Regions from separate parts of the Homo sapiens genome. Here region 1 is linked to region 2. Evidence: chromatin loops called from intact Hi-C (ENCODE). Cell type or tissue: heart left ventricle. All regions are shown on one strand. Links, peaks and the distances in the headings refer to the core of each region. The heading gives the core; the rest is flanking DNA.

Evidence for each region. Peaks named below come from ENCODE experiments on the same cell type or tissue, not always from the same donor. Only the 100,000 strongest peaks of a DNase experiment are listed, where the experiment ranks them.
Region 1: a loop joins it to region 2, with 2.7 times the contacts of the local background. A loop is called at or near these places in 4 of 110 quality-filtered maps.

What each region holds. Positions count from the first base shown.
Region 1 is chr6:163,208,726-163,217,586 of GRCh38, forward strand. The region is part of intron 4 of PACRG (parkin coregulated); the gene reads left to right. LOC105378095 (a long non-coding RNA gene) reads left to right here and starts at 551. Exons shown (of 2, transcript XR_943198.3): 1 at 551-664; 2 at 1,134-2,915. In heart left ventricle, for the core only: no CTCF peak of the experiment used is centred there; no DNase peak of the experiment used is centred there; H3K4me3 peaks cover 1,929 bases; H3K27ac peaks cover 1,899 bases.
Region 2 is chr6:163,283,849-163,292,709 of GRCh38, forward strand. All of the region lies in intron 4 of PACRG (parkin coregulated), which reads left to right. Among named protein-coding and RNA genes, the nearest start is that of PACRG-AS1, 36 kb to the right of the region's middle. RefSeq lists enhancers at 7,025-7,531, 7,532-8,037. In heart left ventricle, for the core only: no CTCF peak of the experiment used is centred there; a DNase peak (open chromatin) is centred at 5,311; H3K27ac peaks cover 2,694 bases.

The DNA of each region.
Region 1 (8,861 bases), core at 631-8,630, 75 kb before region 2:
GGAACACTTTAGACATACATTTCATTAATGTAAATATCCACCTCAAACTATGTGGATTAGCATCTCTTAGAATTGATGTTACAATGCTAACAAGAGAAAAAGAAAACAAAGTACCGGTCTACAAAAATATTTGTCTAATGCCGAATGTTAGATTATTAAACAGAAAAGCACATTAGCTAATGTGAAATGATGTTTTTCTCCAAATTTATTACATTTTCCCCCTCTGTGTTAAATTTTCTTTAAAAGGAGATCTCACAGGAGTGGATAGGCAAGCTGGATCTGTGAGCAGCTACAAATAGAAGCACAAGACAAAGTAATCTATAGGCTGGCACTCACATTCATTTACTAAATAAGGTCGTGAGCAATATTAGGCACATTTTTCTGACACCTTTCCCAGTTGACTAGAAGTTGAGTGCATTTAGTAAAGGAAGTACACAGTGAACTGTTGTTAGTATTTATCAGGAAACGTGATGAGTGGCCCTGAAATAGAGCATCTTACCATCCAAATTTCTCAGTAGCCTTAATAAAGAATAGTCAGTAGCCTTAGTGCAGACTAGCTGGAGTAGATCTAAGCAGTATTAATGTGGCAGTCCGCCTCAGCATGAAAGTGGAGCTTTGCAAAAGGACGAGAAATGGATTTGGATGGGCAAGGTTGAAAGTAGTTGTAAGTTGATCTGGCATTTTATATTTCATTAATCAATTTCTAAATCTATAATTAAAAGAAAACTACATTGAGTGGTTGGGCATAAAGTAGAGATTGAATGATACCCACAACAAATAATTGTTAATATTGACAGGTTATGCTACAGGGATTGCCTAATTTCACAGATGAGGGTAACACAAAATGAGACAACTGCTACATAATGTTTATTCTAAAGGAATATTATGACATTACTGAGTTTTGAATTTTCCTTTGTATTGACTTTTTCATAATGCATGAAATAAGCATACATCAACCTAGTTAATACCTGAACAAGACAACATATCCAAGCCATAATTTGATGTAAAGCATGTGACACAAAGGAAATATCATATTGTAAATATCGTACTGTAAACTAACAACTGAAAACTTCCATATGTCTAAAGTACACAAACATATTCTTTATTTTACCTTCACATTCTTTCTTTTAAAGAAAGAAAAGCCATTGCAACTCAGCAGTGAACAAGGCAAAGACAGTCAATTGAAATCAACCCTCCATTGCACAGTAAGAGTATATGTGTGAAGTTCTTGAGCCGAGCCCCTAAAAGTCTCCATGAACATCAAACCACGCCTGTTGGGGGACCTCAGTTCTCTACCAAATGTCTTGTTAATTGAGCTTTGGCAAATGTCTCCATGAGGACCATTGTCACCCGTCATGCTCATGAGAGTCACGGCCTACGCTTCCACATACTTTTAAAAATCTTATTAAAGATTACAGAGCAGTCAGGTGAGTACACAGACAATTACATCCAGACGATGAACAGAAGGACAGAATAATGTACTAACTTTCTGCTCTTTAATGGACTTTACCTGTGACCCAAATATATTCCTTCTAAAGCATTTATAGAACTATCAAAGTTTAGATATTGTAATACCAATGTGTAATCCATTCTATAATGCAGAATATCTTTCTAAAATGTGAAAAAGTGCCAAGTATTCAATTCAACACAGTAAGTGTTGAACATGAGGACAAAGAAAATTCACTGGAGGGCCTTCATTAAAAAATATCCCCACTGAAAATAAAGCAGAGACCACCAGAGTGGACAGAGCACTCACCATGGCCTTAGAAGGTGGAGCTTCCAAGCGGATGCACCCATTTCTATGGGCTGAGGACCATAACCTCTGAGCATTAACTTCCTCTTCCAAAGCACATGGATGATATCTACTGCAGAGGCATGTTGAAGGGATTAAATTGGTTAACGCATACTGAAGCAGCCACTAAATTTCTCTGTTAAATACATGTATCTCTTCCCCTTACTTTTGCTGAGAACAAAATAATTTCTGTTCTTTGTTGCACCCAGTTTGTACTGAAGGGCATAACCTTGAATATTTGAAAAGGAAAACTCTCTTCAGTTCAATGGAAGATATAGGACATGTTAAGTAAGAAACAGCAAGCTCTTTAAATCAGTGAATAGCTGTATTGGGGGGAAAAATGTGGTTCATCCCAAGGCAGCCAAAAGTTGACCTGGTGAACTGTCTGGTTGGTTTTATGCCCTATTTAAACACACATTAAACAGATCTGAAGTGTCTTAAAATGGAAAAATGTCTTCGTTCAAATAATAAGAACTTAATAAAATTCTTCATTACTTCACTGGAGCCTTATTTGACAATACTAAATTTTTTCTCCTAGGCTTACATGATAGATTCTATCACAGAATCTTTCTCTCCCACCACCTTTTTTTTAAATTCCCTTTGGCTCTTAACTCTACCATTATGACAGCAACACTTAAAGCTGACCTTTTTTTGACAGAGTTAGCAATTCTCCTCCAGGCTATGTAGTGATTCTTCAATGCTTATGTGTAAATTATGCAACTGTCTCATACTTCACAGAAACATTTTATAATCCTGTGTACTATTCCATCATTGGTTTAATGAAAACATTAACACTTGGTTTCCATAATATTTACCATATGGTAAAGTCACTGTTTTATAGAGTAAAGGGACAGATAGCTGAGGTCAATTTAAATAATTGTCTTAAAATTCCCCATGATGAACAAATTTTTTAAATTTATCTTATCTACCAATAGCATGGAAATATCAAGCTTATATACACAGGTGGACTTGCACCTTTACCGTATTTGATTATTTTTCATAACTTAGAATCTAGGCATATATCTATGTAATGGAGTTTTTACAGAAGCCTTTGGACAAGAACACATTTGTTGTAATTCTCGGTATTTAAATCAATTGCGCATAATAAAATGACTCATGAAAACATTCTACTTAATATGGTATATCTTCCCGTAGTAAAAGATGACTTCCTCGTTCCTCCCCCTATAAGAGTTACCAATGTAAGCAGTCGAAATGGTTGAGCCTCTTGGTTTTGCACTCCTACCAAGTCTGGTTTGTAACTAGGAAAATAAGCAAACAGGTCATGAGGGTATGAGGGGAGGGTAGCATAATGCAGTGCTCATTCTCTTCCTCTTCCTCAATAATTCAGCCCAAAGCCACCAAATGGAGCTGAGCACGTGCAGTCAGCGTCTACCTGCAGTGGCAGAGGGAGCCACTGTGGTCCAGGGAGGGGTGTCAGGGCCTAAGAAGAGTGAGGAAGACATCTGTGTGGTTGGGAAGCACTGCCAATGGCCCTGCAAGTGGGATCAGAATACCAGAGTGACCAGAAAGGCATCTGCATTGGGATGAAGAAGGAGTACAGAGCAGTGGGATATTGGTTACATACAGGGGTAGATCAAATGAATAAATATAAAAAGGATAATGGGAGCCAAGAGAGTTACAAATATGAAAAGATAGAGAATTTGAAAATACTCTGGGGTATTGGATTAGAGTTGAGATACTGGCATAAACTCATGATTTTCATTATAGATAAAGGTAGCTGTGGAAATGAGCATGGTTGTAACTATGTGTATGTGTGTATAGCTATGTTCACTGTGAGGGCCCGGGAGCAGTGGCACCCCAAAAGCAGTGAGCACATCTGGTACCTGGATTTTGGTTTCTAAGTACCATTCTCCCTAAAAAGGAACCAAAGCTCCTTGAGAAATGGCCAATTCCAGAACTAAGGCAGGAAAAGTCCAAGAATGATCTTGGAACAGAGCCATGTCAAAAAGAAAGAAAATGCTTAAAGAGCAAAGGAGACATGTGCAGGGGACACAGATGCTGGCTCAAAAGGGTTGCCCAATTGCCAAGTCAGGGACCCTTTGACCTTCAAAATAAATGATAGTAAAATGGGCTATAACCCATAGACTACATTAGGAATTAATGACTCCATATTAATATAAATGAATAAATGAATAAAAGTTTGATGAAAAATTGTATATTTACCATTATTTCATATTATCTCCCAACAAAATGCACATTAATTATAAAGGGAAGAAGAGTAACTTTACTTTGGAAACTGATAATCTTTTTTTTTTTTTTGAGACGGAGTCTCGCTCATCGCCCAGGCTGGATTGCAGTGGCACGATCTCGGCTCACTGCAAGCTATGCCTCCCAGGTTCATGCCATTCTCCTGCCTCAGCCTCCCGAGTAGCTGGAACTACAGGCACCCACCACCACGCCCAGCTAATTTTTTGTATTTTTATTAGACATGGGGTTTCACCTTGTTAGCCAGGATGGTCTTGATCTCCTGACCTCGTGATCCACCCGCCTTGGCCTCCCAAAGTGCTGGGATTACAGGCATGAGCCACCATGCCCAACCAGAAACTGACAATCTTAATTGAAGGATCAAGGTTAACATGGCTATGAAATGGACAAATTAAAAGCACGTGGCAGCTGATGGAGCACAGTGGGATATATCTGCCAGAAATGCAAAACCTGACTCTAATCATTAGGAAGTGTCAGACAAACCCCAATTGAGGGATGTTCAATTTTTAAAAAACAAAACTGCCCTGTAACCTTTTAAAATGTCCAGGGCATGAAAGTCAAGGAAAAAAAAAACAAAACAAAACTGAAGAACTGTTTTAGATAGGAGAATAAAGAGACATCACAAATAATGCAACATGTGATTCTGGATTGATCTTTTTGCTATTAAGGATGTTATTGGGACAACTGGCAATATGTGAATGAGTTGGGGATAAAGTGGTAGTAATATACCGGTGTTTGTTGCATTTCAGTGCTTGTGTTACGATTATGTAGGAGAATGTCCTTGTTTGTAGGGAATATACACTGAACTATTTAGGTTCTTTTTGGTGATAAATGAAGTTTAGTATCTTTTCATGTGATCATTGACCATTTATACTTTTTTTATGAAGCCTCTATGTATATCCTTTACCCATTTTTCTATTGTTTTGGTTATTTTTTTCTCATTGATTGGTATTAGTTATTTGTAAATTAAGGAAATTAACCCTTTGTCAGTTATAGGTATTACGAATACCCCCACTTAAAGTTTACAAATAAATCCATTGATCTTTTCCTCAAGGACAGTAAGGGATTTTGCTTAATTCTGTTTTTACATTTTAATTATTTGCTCTAACTGAAATTTACATTGGTTTAAATAATGAGATAAAGATCTAGCTGTACATTTTTTAAAATGATTAGTCAATTGCCCCAACACCATATAAAAAGTAGCCTCTCTTTTTCCCACCTTTGAAACACAACCTATATCACAATCTAAATTCTACTTTATTTTGATCTACTTTTGGACTCGATTCTGTTCTTAACTATTTCTTCTCCAGGGCCAACCAAACTCTTTTCATTAATAACATGCTTCGGTAGAGTATTGTCCAATAGAACCGTCTACAATGATGAAAATATTCACTGTTTACTCTGTCCAGTATAGTAGCCACCATCACATTGAGCCTGGAGATGTGGCTAGTGTGACTAAGGACGTGAATTTTTTATTTTATAAATTTCTAATTAATTTAAACTTAAATTTCAAATAGCCACATGTGGCTAGTGGCTACCATATTGGACAGCAGAGTTTTATTATCTTACTGGGGAGTTTCTACCCATTCTTTCCACAGTTTTCCAAGATATTCTCACACGTTTATTTTTCCTTCTCATAAGAAATCTAGACTTTCTGGTTTTCCAGAAAAGGTCACATTGAATTTACAGAACACTTTGGGTACAGTTGTTATACTTTTAAAGTATGACATCATTAAGCCTTCTTTTAAGTCTCTCAGTAGAGTTTTAAAGTTTTCTTTATATAAATTTATACATCATCTTTTAAATCCATTCATATATATTTAATCTTTTTTTAATTTTTATTTTGTTTTATTTGTTTGCTGTTGTAAATGGTGTACTTATTTCAATGTCTTTTACTATATTTTCTCACTGATAATTATTTATATATAGTGCAGCTATGTAGGTATATTTTGTAATCTTTTGGGTAATTCTCTTTATGTTTTCAGGTTGTTGTAATTCTTCTTTCCAGTATTCAAACTTTCTAGTTATTTCTCATTTAACACTGTTGGCTGCCATTTCAATGGCAGTTTTAAGTAGTTGTAGCAATGGTTAGGATCCTCGTCTTATTCCACACTTTAATAGGTATGTTTTAGCATTTTATCATTAAGCTTCATGCTGGCTTAAAAAAGAAATCTGTCAATTCTTGCCTTACCACTGATTTTTAACATCAGAAATGAAGGTTGACATTTGTTAACATGCCTCTTCTCCTACCTTCTATGTAAGTTATATAATTTACCTCCTCTAATATATTACTAGTATATATTAATTTGACCCATTTGTAATTTTTTTTTATCTACCCATGTATTCAGGAAATAAATGCCACTCAGTCACGGCATTTTTTTTTTGTGCAATGTACTGCTAAATTTCTTTGGTAATTATGTAAAGATTTTTGTAATATTCAAGATAATCATCTATTTTAGAACTATTCTATCATCTTTCAGTGTCAGTGGTATGCTGTCATTATTTAAAAGAATTTTGGAGGATTCTTTCTATAATAGTTTAAATAAGCTTAAATAGAGAAATATCATTCCATGGAAAGTGGAATTAATTTGCTTCTAACGCCATCTTGGCATGGCATATTTTTATGTTAATTTAGCAATAGCTTTAATAGCATGCATTGTTATATTGTTCTGTTTTCTGTCTCTTCTGGAGTCAATTTAGTAGATTCCATTCTCCTTGACTAGGTTGATCCTGATATCATTAATCTAATGCCAAATTTAGAAAGAGGATGTTTTAGGGAAATATGATAATTTTATTTCTAGTTCTGTTGCATTTAAGATGCTCATGGGACATCGAGGTAGAAACAGCCAATAAACAAATAGAATATATATCTTAGAGCTATTTATGAGCAATCTGGGCTGGAAAGGTAGCCACATGCATGACTGTGGTGGTTAATGAGATCACCCAAGGACAACATAAAGCAATGACGAGTAATGGCCCCTGGTGGAACCCTGGAAACCCCAACATTTAACTGGGTAGGAAGAGGAAAAGGCTTGAGAATGACAGGAGAGACAGAAAAGTCAAGAATAAAAGATCAAAATCTCCCAATGCTTCAGAAAGGACAAATAGACAAATACTGAAGCATACCCATTGGATTTATTGTTTAGGAGATCAACAGTGGCCTCAGCAAAAGCGATTTCCAGGAAGTGTTTGAGACAAAGCCTGCTTTTGGGTGGCTGTAAAGTGCACTGAAGGTCAGGAACCGCAGCAGTAAGTGTAGGATGTGCTCATCAGAAGCCCGGCTGGGAAGAGAAGGATCCATGAGTCTTAAGTAATTTTAGAGATCATTTTTCAATTGAACACATGAAATGTAGACTTTTCCCTCTTTTCTGTGTCCAGAGGACGTGAGAAAGAAAGTTTTTCCTGTGTTGTCTAATAGAGAGCTGGCCGTTGTAAAGAGCATCTGGGGACAGCTGCCTTGTCATGCACTTTGAGGGATCTGGGACACCAGGGTGATGTGGAGATGTGAAAGGAGGGCCATAAAGCAGTGTCTGTCCCCAGTGGAGCCAGCACCAAGGGCAAGGGCTGGAAACCGAGGGGCTTGCACATCACCAAGGAAACCAAGGTGGAGGAACTTAGACAAAAACCTGGTGGAGGATGGGCAGAAGACAGTAATGAAACCATCGATTCACAGGCTGCTCTCAAGAGAAAAGGGGAAGAAAAACGAAGAGGAACACAAACTGAAGGCAGGATTTTTAAGGAAATATTTACAAATGCTTGAAAACTATAATTAATGTAAAGCAAGGATAGCTGATAAATAGAATATCTAAAATGCAAATGAGAGCTTAATGGCTTAGAAAAATCAAGTTGAGTCTGACTACTTCACCCAGCCCTCAATAAACACCATCCATCTACCCTTCAGCGCACCCAGCCCCCGTACACACATGCGTGTGCATACATATGCACATGTACACACAACGCAGAGATACAACTTTATCATAGTGTGAGATGCTGTCGTATTTGGCAACATTGCTATATTTTCCCCCAATTTGCTGTCCAATTTATTTTAATTATTTATATTTAGGAAACCCTCTTCCAAGAACAAAACCACCTATTATTTAAGGTTCTGCTGTCTTTAACTAGCACTGCAACTTTACAATATTCAATGTGCTTGCTTTCAACTTGCATTGTCTAATTAAATCCTCCAATAATCCATATAAAAGCAATGATCGTTTATACTTGCTGTATCTACAGAATTACATTCTCCATGAGGAACTTTGAAATACCCACAAGCATTCCACCAGCACGCCTTTGCAAGTGAATCTTCCCAATTTTCATTCAAAACTTCCGTTGAGTCCTAATAGGACTGGGGTCTGGGCACAAGTGTGAAAGACTCTGGGATGGGCAGAACCAGGCTTGGCGATAGAGGCTTAGCCTGACTAAATGAGGCCTGGGAATGTACCGCTCCCTGCAGAAGCTAGGGGTGCAGCCCGATTGTTGTAGGTATGATGCCCAAAGGCTAAAACAAGCTCCTGGCAAGCACCAAAGGAAAGCTCAGACTCAGGAAACTCACCCCCAACGGGAGCCCAATCCCAACAGAGCAGGTGATAGGCAGGTCTAGGCATACGCCAGTCCCTGGACAGGAAGGCCAGGGTTCCAGGGGAGGCCCAGTCACAGATACAAAGCCCACGTCCACGCAGTCTGCTCAGGAGGGGAGGAGGGGCATCCGCTCACTTGAAACCTTTGATCATGATTCTCAAATAGGCAACAATCTTTCTACATACCCCGAGGGTAGGGGTTCCCGGGGTAGGGGTCCCCAGCCCCCGGGCCATGGACTGGCACTGGTCTGTGCTCTGTTAGGAAG
Region 2 (8,861 bases), core at 600-8,599:
CACACCTGTGATCCCAGCACTTTGGGAGGCCAAGGCCGGTAGATCACTTGAGGTCAGGAATTTGAGGCCAGCTTGACCAATGTGGTGAAACCCCATCTCTACTAAAAATACAAACTTAGCTGGGCATGGCGGTGCATGCCTGTAATCCCAGCTACTTGGGAGACTGAGGCAGGAGAATCGCTCAAACCCAAGAGGCAGAGGTTGCAGTGAGCCAAGATCAAACCATTGCACTCCAGCCTGGGCAACAAGAGCAAAACTCTGTCTCAAAAAAAAAAATTAAATAGGGTTTAATAAACAGATTTATTTTGAATTTTTAATTATTGCAATCCAAAGAATTATACAATTATAAAACTGTAGGTTTTCTGGAAGATTATCTTGTCCCTCTTGCCATCCTGCATAAAAACAAGCCAAGGTTCAGAGAGTTTGCTGCCAGCCCGGGGCCAGGCCAGCAGCTGCTGGACGTTCTGACCTCAGTCCCAGACTGTCAGCTCCTTTAGAGGGGAGTCATCTTCCGTTCCAGCCGGTATCACTGCCCTCTGGCCCCACAGAGTTCACGGGCATGAATTTCTTCCATGCACATGCTGAAGAACAGTGGTCTGGCAGAGAGCCTTGAACTAGGAACTGGGAGATGTGAGTGATTATTAGAAAATTGCTCATTAAAGCTCATAGTGTGTTTAACAGATTAATGTTATTTTATTTTAGATATTTTTATTTTAGATTTTTAAAACCATCTTATTCTAGATGTTTTAAAGCAAGAAATAAAACCGGTATTGAAACACATGACATCACATAAGTGCTCTTCCAGCATCTTGATGGTATTTGAGTTCTGGATGTCCAGAGCCGCCCCCAACCCCCGCTCCCCGCCTCCCTTCTGATGCCTCTCAGGGACTCGGCCTTCATGTGTCCAAAGGCAAATTCCTGCCCTTCTATCTCCTCAAGCCTTTGTCCTCCCCTGTTGCCCCTGCTAAAGCTGTTGCCATCTATCCCTTTGCACAAGAGAAATACAGGTATCCCTCTCTCTCACTTTATCAAATTCAACACCATGTTCTAGCTGTTTTTTAATTTTCCAAAATAGGTCTTCATTTCTCTACCACCCTAAACCAAGCCACTATCATCACATTGCCTGGGGCAGTGCAGTAGCCATTGACCTTCACACCCATCAAATATTGTCCAAACAGCAGCCTCGACTCAAAATCAGTCATGCACTGGTCCACTTGAGCCTTCCTTGGCCTCCTTTTGGCCCTTAGAATAAGGTGACCACCCATCCCAGGGACCTCAGGGCCAGCATCACCTGACTCCTGCCTGCTTGTCCAGCCTCCCCCAGACACCCCTCTCCCCACCCCACCTGCAACTCCACCGGACTCATCTCTGCTTCTGAACAGATCCAACTCTCCCCTACCGCAGGGCCTTTGCGCAAACCCTTCTCTTTGCCTGTGATCCTTTACGCCCCTGTCTCCTTCCTTGTTCGTCCCTCCCGCTTCCCCTGACACATCCCCACTCGGGCAGCACCCCCACCCCGCCAGCCCCAGTCCAGGCTAGATCTCCCGTCTAAGCTCCCACAGCACAGTAGCAGTGATGATTTATTTAAAGCTCCTCTTCCCTGCTAGAGTGAATCCCCATGAGGTCAAAGACCGGATCTTTTCTGTCAACCACTGTATCCTCAGTTCCTAGCACAATCCTGACATCTTTAATCTCTGCTTCACATCATGGCGGGAGAAGCCAAAGGGCCCCGGAGATATTTGCCAGAGAAGCAATTAGGAAAATGGCCCAGCCCAGAGAGCTGGAGCAGAAATGAAGTCCAAGGAAAAGAATGCACCGTCCGTGATGGGGAAGGAATAATAACCACAGCTCCTGCACAGGCAGAGCAGCTCGGATGCCTGTGTCATAAGGAGCAGAGCTGTCATGGATGCATATACTATGTGCGGCTCTGTATAAATTCCTCTCAGGTAGATGACAGCATCTAGCAAAGAACATTGCCCACAGTAGGTGCACCATCCGCCTCGACCGGTTTGATTTGACTGTAGACTCTGAAAGGAGCCTCACTGTTCAGCTAGGCTGCTGGAAGGGACTGAATGACTCCATCCCTTCATGACAGAGGCTCCTTGTCTTGAACTTGGAGGAAAATGCTCTATTGCATGGTTCTGTCGTGTAAATCACTTTTAAAAATTATTCTTCCCTCTATAAAAGTATGCATATTTTGGAGCATGATCTATCTTTATGCAAGTGGAGGGGTGAACGGAATATTTCATCAGGATAACCATTTACTGACAATTCATGCTATTTTATAGTCCATGTCTTTTGGAATGGATGGGAGTTTGTTATTCAGTGGTTTATAAAATCTTCCAGACTGAATGATGAGCTCACATCTGTTACAATTGGTATGGAAAGTAAAACTGGCGTGAGTTGTCCATAAATATTTATTGTCAGGAAATATCAGTATGTACAGCTGTTTTTAGGAAAATAATGCCTATTTTATTATTGATACATAAAGTGGGACATTTATGTTTACTACCCATAATAACACAGGTAGTAATAAAACAATATTCTGTAAAGAGTATCAGAGAGGCAGAAACAAAGATGAAATTTTGGTTTCTAAAGCAAGTTTTACAAAAACATTATTTAAAGACCATACTACTATTCTCAATCCCTTTCAAAGTGTTAAAAAACTTTAAGTCAGTCAAGAATTGGCAACTAATTTTCAGAATCAATAATATGATCATAATTTCTGCCATAGAAAATGGCTTTGCTGTCAAAGACCATCTTGAGAACAGGCAGTATATCCATGCTGAATTCAACAGTTCTTACCTCCTAATGTGAGCCTTGGTCATCTGGAAAGAAACAGGCTCCTTACTGAGTTCCATATCGTCCCTTCCTGCTCCCCAAAAGGCTTTTTTGAGGGAAAACTTTCCGCAACAGGTCACTTTAAAACTACATAAATATGTATATGTGGTATGTAAGTGTATGGATGTTTATGTACATGTGTGTATGTATATGCATATGTGTATTTATGTGTGTGTTTATGTGTACACGTGTAGATGTATGTGCATATATGTAGGTGTGTATTTGTATATGGATATGTATGTGACTGTGGATGTGTGCTTGCATATGTGTAGATATGTGTATATGTGTTTGTGTATCTGTATATATGTATATGTACATATGTGAATGTGTGTATGTGCGTGTGTGTGTGTGTGTCTTCCCTCAAAGACCATCTGATTATTTTTCCCATGCAGCAGATAGTACATGAGTAGTTTGCACCTAACTTTTAAAAGTCTTATGCGTATGGTTGGTGGCTGTCGGAACGAAAGTGATTTTTCAGGACAATGTCAGGCTGCAGAATCAAGGGCCCTGAGGAGAGAAATGGCAGGCAAATGCTGGGGTCGCATTTGCTTTGGTGTTCCTTGCAGGTCAAAAAGACAGCAAGCTCTTGCCTTTCACTTTGCAAAATCTGAACAACGTTTTGGAAACCTGGTCCCCACTGCTCTTACAGAAGGGAAAGGGACCCCTCACCAGGAAGAGCCAGTTTCCCAACCCCAGAAGCCGGGGACCCTCAGCCCTCCCAGCAGCCTTCGCCGCCACGTTTGTCCCCACAGGCCGCACACACGGCCATGCTCACCTCCTCCTGCGGAGGCTGCCCAGGCCCCTCACAGCCCGCAGGATCTGGGTCACACCTGAGCCAGCTCTGGGGACACTTCGAGGCTCTGCATTTCTTACATGTTTCTTTTCAATCCTGACCTTCTCTTAGATCACCCCAAAGGGACACCCCGAGCCCTGACCATTTACACAGATAGTCTTTTAACACTTGGAATGGAAGCATTTGAGCAAAGAACACCAGAAACAGAACACCAGCCAGTCTCCTGCCAGATGGATGACATTATTTTCCACTCATTTAACAGAGAAAAATAATTGAACGAGGAACCGGGGTACATGTGTTGCTCTGAGTGTGGCGTGCGCAGTTGGGAAACCTCAGAACGGTGTGGCCCGACCGTGGCCATGCTGAGGGTTTTGTGGTCTGGAGGTTCCTGGAGATTTTCAGGATCTCACATTCAGAATCCCACATTTTCAGAAACACCACAGAAGAAGCTATTTATTTGGCTTTGTTGTTTTCTTAAAAATTAAGGAAATGATTTGGAGAGACTAGGCCTCCGGGTTCTTGCTTTTCTTTTCCCCACAGAATTTAGACATTATTCAAACATTTATTCTGTATCATCTTTTTAGTTTGTTTTTCAAAAAAGACATTTATCTTGTGATAATGGCTAGTTGCAGAAGCTCAGTGAGATTCTCAGGTTTTCTTAATTGCAATTTCGTCTCATGCGCTTGAAATGCCAAGCACTAATGGTGTTTGAAGTGGGGCTGGCGTCTGATTCACCTTCAGAGTTATCTTGAGCTTTCAGCCACAAGAATTTTAAACCTGACAGTGGTAAAGAAATGCCCTTCTTTCCTGATTGCTCCGTGTGCGTGGTATTCTGTAACCGAGGTCATTAAAGGTAGACGTCACAGTGGCAAGAGCCCGACAGGCCTGTCTCCTGGTGTGCCACCTCCATACTTTGGGACTTACCTGTTACAGTTTCTTGGCCTTGATTTCCTCATCTGAAAAACAGGAGAATAAGCTCTGTTAAGCAGGATCAGTACAAGGATTAGATTCACTTATTAACATTCTCCTACATTTGAAATTCTAAATGAGCACAAAAGAGTTTCGCGACTGTCATACCTTTGAATGGGAACTAATAAAACTAAAAATCCCATGTTGCCAAGTTTATAATGCTGATTCATTTTATGCATCACTTTGCCTGAAGTTTCAGCATAAAATGTGCTCTCGATTATCTAAGAAAAATAATGCATAGAGAACTTTTTATGACCAAATACTCGTCTATACCACTCAACACTTTTGAATGGCTTTCCCAATTACCTTCCCGGAATATACAGGGACCATAAATTAGTTCTACAGAATATCTAAAATAACTACAATTTAGGGGGTATGTGTGTAGCAAAACATCATGGAATGCACTCTAAAGAGAAATACATGTGAATTCAGATTGCATGTTCTTCAGGAGGGACTTATTCAGATGCGGCCCTTCCTTAGTGCAATTAACTGTGAACTGCCACAGTGAGATCAGAAGGTCGTGCCCAGCAAAGGTGAAACACAGTGATAAAAGCAGTCCCTCCATCAGCGAGGACAGGCTCAAGGTCAGCCAGTTGCCATTGAGATGCTAGACTGTGGCATGCAGATGGGAGCCTGGAACTGGTCGCTGGAAACCACACCAACAAATTTGGAATTCCGTGCACTGATATCTACCCCACATGAGCAGAAACTGAGTTTGGCCGTGGACCGACTGAACCCTGCGCCAGTTCCCATGTGTCAGGACTCGCTGGTGTGCAGAGTATTTGCTGCGGCTTTGATCTCATTGTTTTAGTTTACTGGCTCTCCTGATTTGGCATTAAATGCGTTAGAACCTAATCAGTTCCAAGATGGCTTTCACGATGCGGTTCCTTTTCCTAACTATTTCCAAATCAATTCACTTAGGGACATTATAGGTTAAGAGTAGTTGTTGTTCTCATATGAATCTTGAGTCAGTTTTTCTTTTGTAAATAACTTCATTCTTTTTCATTGACCTCCTCAATATTTATTTCTAAATATTTTTAATTTTTTAAAATACTTAAGATTTCATTTGAAATAGAATTAAATGAAAGTTAAGGAAGCCTTATCATGAATCCAGTTCTGCAATGTCATTCTATTAATAGCTGCAGTCTAAATACCAGTCCCAGCCATCACAGCATGTCCATCGGGTAAATCCTCACTACGTGTGGCGCATGTTGTCCTCCCCAGCCCTGTACTAGTCCAGGAGGGAGTTATTCTGCTCCCTGCTTTACCTATGAGGAAATGAAGACCGGGAGTGGGGACAGGGGGAGCTGGTGCCAGGGCAGGGACAGAGCTTGTGCCCCCCACCTTGACCACAGCACCACTCAGTCCTCTTCTGTTTTTTTTTTCTTTTTCTTTTTTATTTTATTTTATTTTGAGGTGGAGTTTCACTCTTGTTGCCCAGGCTGGAGTGCAGTGGTGCCATCTCGGCTCACCGCAACCTCCGCCTCCCAGGTTCAAGTGATTCTCCTGCCTCAGCCTCCCGAGTAGCTGGGATTACAGGCATGCACCACCACACTTGGCTAATTTTGTATTTTTAGTAGAGACTGGGTTGGTCAGTTTATAATGACCACGTTAGTCAGTCTGGTCTCGAACTCCTGACCTCAGATGATCTGCCCACTTCGGCCTCCCAGAGTGCTGGGATTACAGGCATGAGCCACCACGCCCGGCCTCAGTCCTCTTCCAGTTACCCACTACCCTACCCAGAAGTCACGGCCAATCCCCACCCTGTGCCAACTCCAAATTCACTTAATTATCATACGCACATGTGCGCATGCACGCGCGCGCGCGCACACACACACACACACACACACACACACACACACACACACACACAGCAATCACTGAGTGACCATCTTAATGGGGATTGGGTTACATTCATAACCTATTTTGTAGGAGAGAATTTTCCAAGGGACCAAAAACGTTGACCAGACCCAAATCTAAAAAGTATTGCTGCCCCTGCGCCTGTGAAAATGCAAGGGACTGAGCCAATGGGAAGAAGGTGGGGAGAAGGGGCTGAGCGCCCCGCAGCCTGCCCCCACCCCTGGACCTGCGGCTGCCTCCACTTACTCCTGGGAACCTGGGCAAACCACTTCACTTCTCCAAGCCTCCATTGCCTCAACTTTCAGTAAGGATGCTAATCATAGCACCTGCCTCACAGTTGAGTTACTAAGATTAGATGAAATAATGCATTTAGGCACAGTTCAGCTCCTGGCACTAGAAAATATTCAACGGTGTTAGCACTGTCGCTATTACTGTGTCATGACTCAATGGGAGAGCACTTAAGCTAGTGCCTTCCACACAATGGTCACTTAAAAATGTCCTTAGTTAAATGAAATCGGATGCGCATGAGTTCAGCGTGAGGTCCGGGTCAGGGAGAGGAAGGGGCATTGGCGGGTAGGGTTGCGTCGGTGGGGCCTCCTCTCTGCCTCTGACTGGCCTCTTTGCCCCTCTGCTTTCCTGGTCAAAGGTTCGTAAGCAAACGGTTTCTCCCACTCCTCGGAACATGGACTTCCTTTCTGGAAGGCACTGGCCTGGCCATTTACCTCAAATGCCGGTGTTCCTGGCTTCAGTGCCCGGCTGCCCAGCGGCCTCTCCCTGAGTCTGGGTTCTCAGGTTTCTGCTCCGCCTCTAGATGACCCCTCTGCCCGCCAGAGCTGGCCTGCGGGTCACCCTGCAAGATGACCCTCTGCCTGCCCGAGCTGGCCTGCGGGTCACCCTGCAAGATGTCCCCTCTGCCCGCCAGAGCTGGCCTGCGGGTCACCCTGCAAGATGACCCCTCTGCCCGCCAGAGCTGGCCTGCGGGTCACCCTGCAAGATGACCCTCTGCCCGCCAGAGCTGGCCTGCGGGTCACCCTGCAAGATGACCCCTCTGCCCGCCAGAGCTGGCCTGCGGGTCACCCTGCAAGATGACCCTCTGCCTGCCCGAGCTGGCCTGCGGGTCACCCTGCAAGATGACCCCTCTGCCCGCCCGAGCTGGCCTGCGGGGCATCTGCAGCCCACGGGGCCAGAGACCCGGATGCAACTATGGGCCCGCCCCGTTTCCTCAGGCAGCTAGATTTCTCTTCATATTCCTTTTCCAACAAACGTCTCTTGAACATCGACTGAGTTGATAGACACCACGGAGCCTAATTCTTGTAAATGAGATATTTTCACAGTAACTTCAGAACGTGGTATTTGTCAAGGGCCTCTAGAGAAGCACCAACATTGCTAGCGCTTAAAAGAAAGACAAATGTCTTCCGACTCTGGTGATTCAGAGATCAAGGCACCTTCACAGATTTTCATAAGCAGAGCTGGGGAAGGAACTCCAGCAGGAAGAAATGACTCAAGGCCAGATGAGGAGGTGGGGAGGCCCTGACTCTTGTCTGGGGGTAACAATCGTGGTTTAACTGGATCCTGATGTTGCTGTGAGGGAGGATTAGAAGACAATTGGCCTGAAGCCCATCACGTAGGGCTTAATGCCAGGCCAGGGGAGCTGAAATTTATTCAACAGATAATGGTACATTTCTGAAGGTTTTCCCCAGTGGAGAAATGCAACACGAGCTGAGCTAACGAAGGTTTAAGTAGGCAGTGGAAAAGGGTGAATTTAAAGGGATAGAGAGAAGGCAGGAGAGGGCGGTGGGGAGGTTATTCCAACAGGAAGGTAAATTTGGAGACAGACCATAAGGGACAACGTGCGGTGGTGGCAACAGAAACAGAAAGGAAGACCGACCTCGACAGTCGAGGGGCTGGGGGATAGGATGGGCTTAAGCCAGCTCCTCCTGCACTTTCACAAGTGGCAAGACCCAACTCTTTTGGTAGCGTAATCCAGTGTCTTACCATTTTTCATGGAACCACATTTGCACTAAAATGAAGCATAAGAAATTCAGAATGGAGGAGGAATTGTTATGGGAAACTATCACTGGGCCCATGGCTTTTTGTTTTGTATTTTTGAGATGGAGTCTTGCTCTGTCACCCAGGCTGGAGTGCAATGGCACGATCTCGGCTCACTGCAACCTCCACCTCTGGGTTCAAGCAATTCTCCTGCCTCGGCCTCCTGAGTAGCTGGGATTACAGGCATCTGCCACCACGCCCAGCTAATTTATGTATTATTTATTTATTTATTTATTTATTTATTAGTAGAGATAGGGTTTCACCATGTTAACAGGCTGGTCTCAAACTCCTGACCTCAGGTGATCCACCCTCCTTGGCCTCCCAGAGTGCTGGGATTACAGGTGTGAGC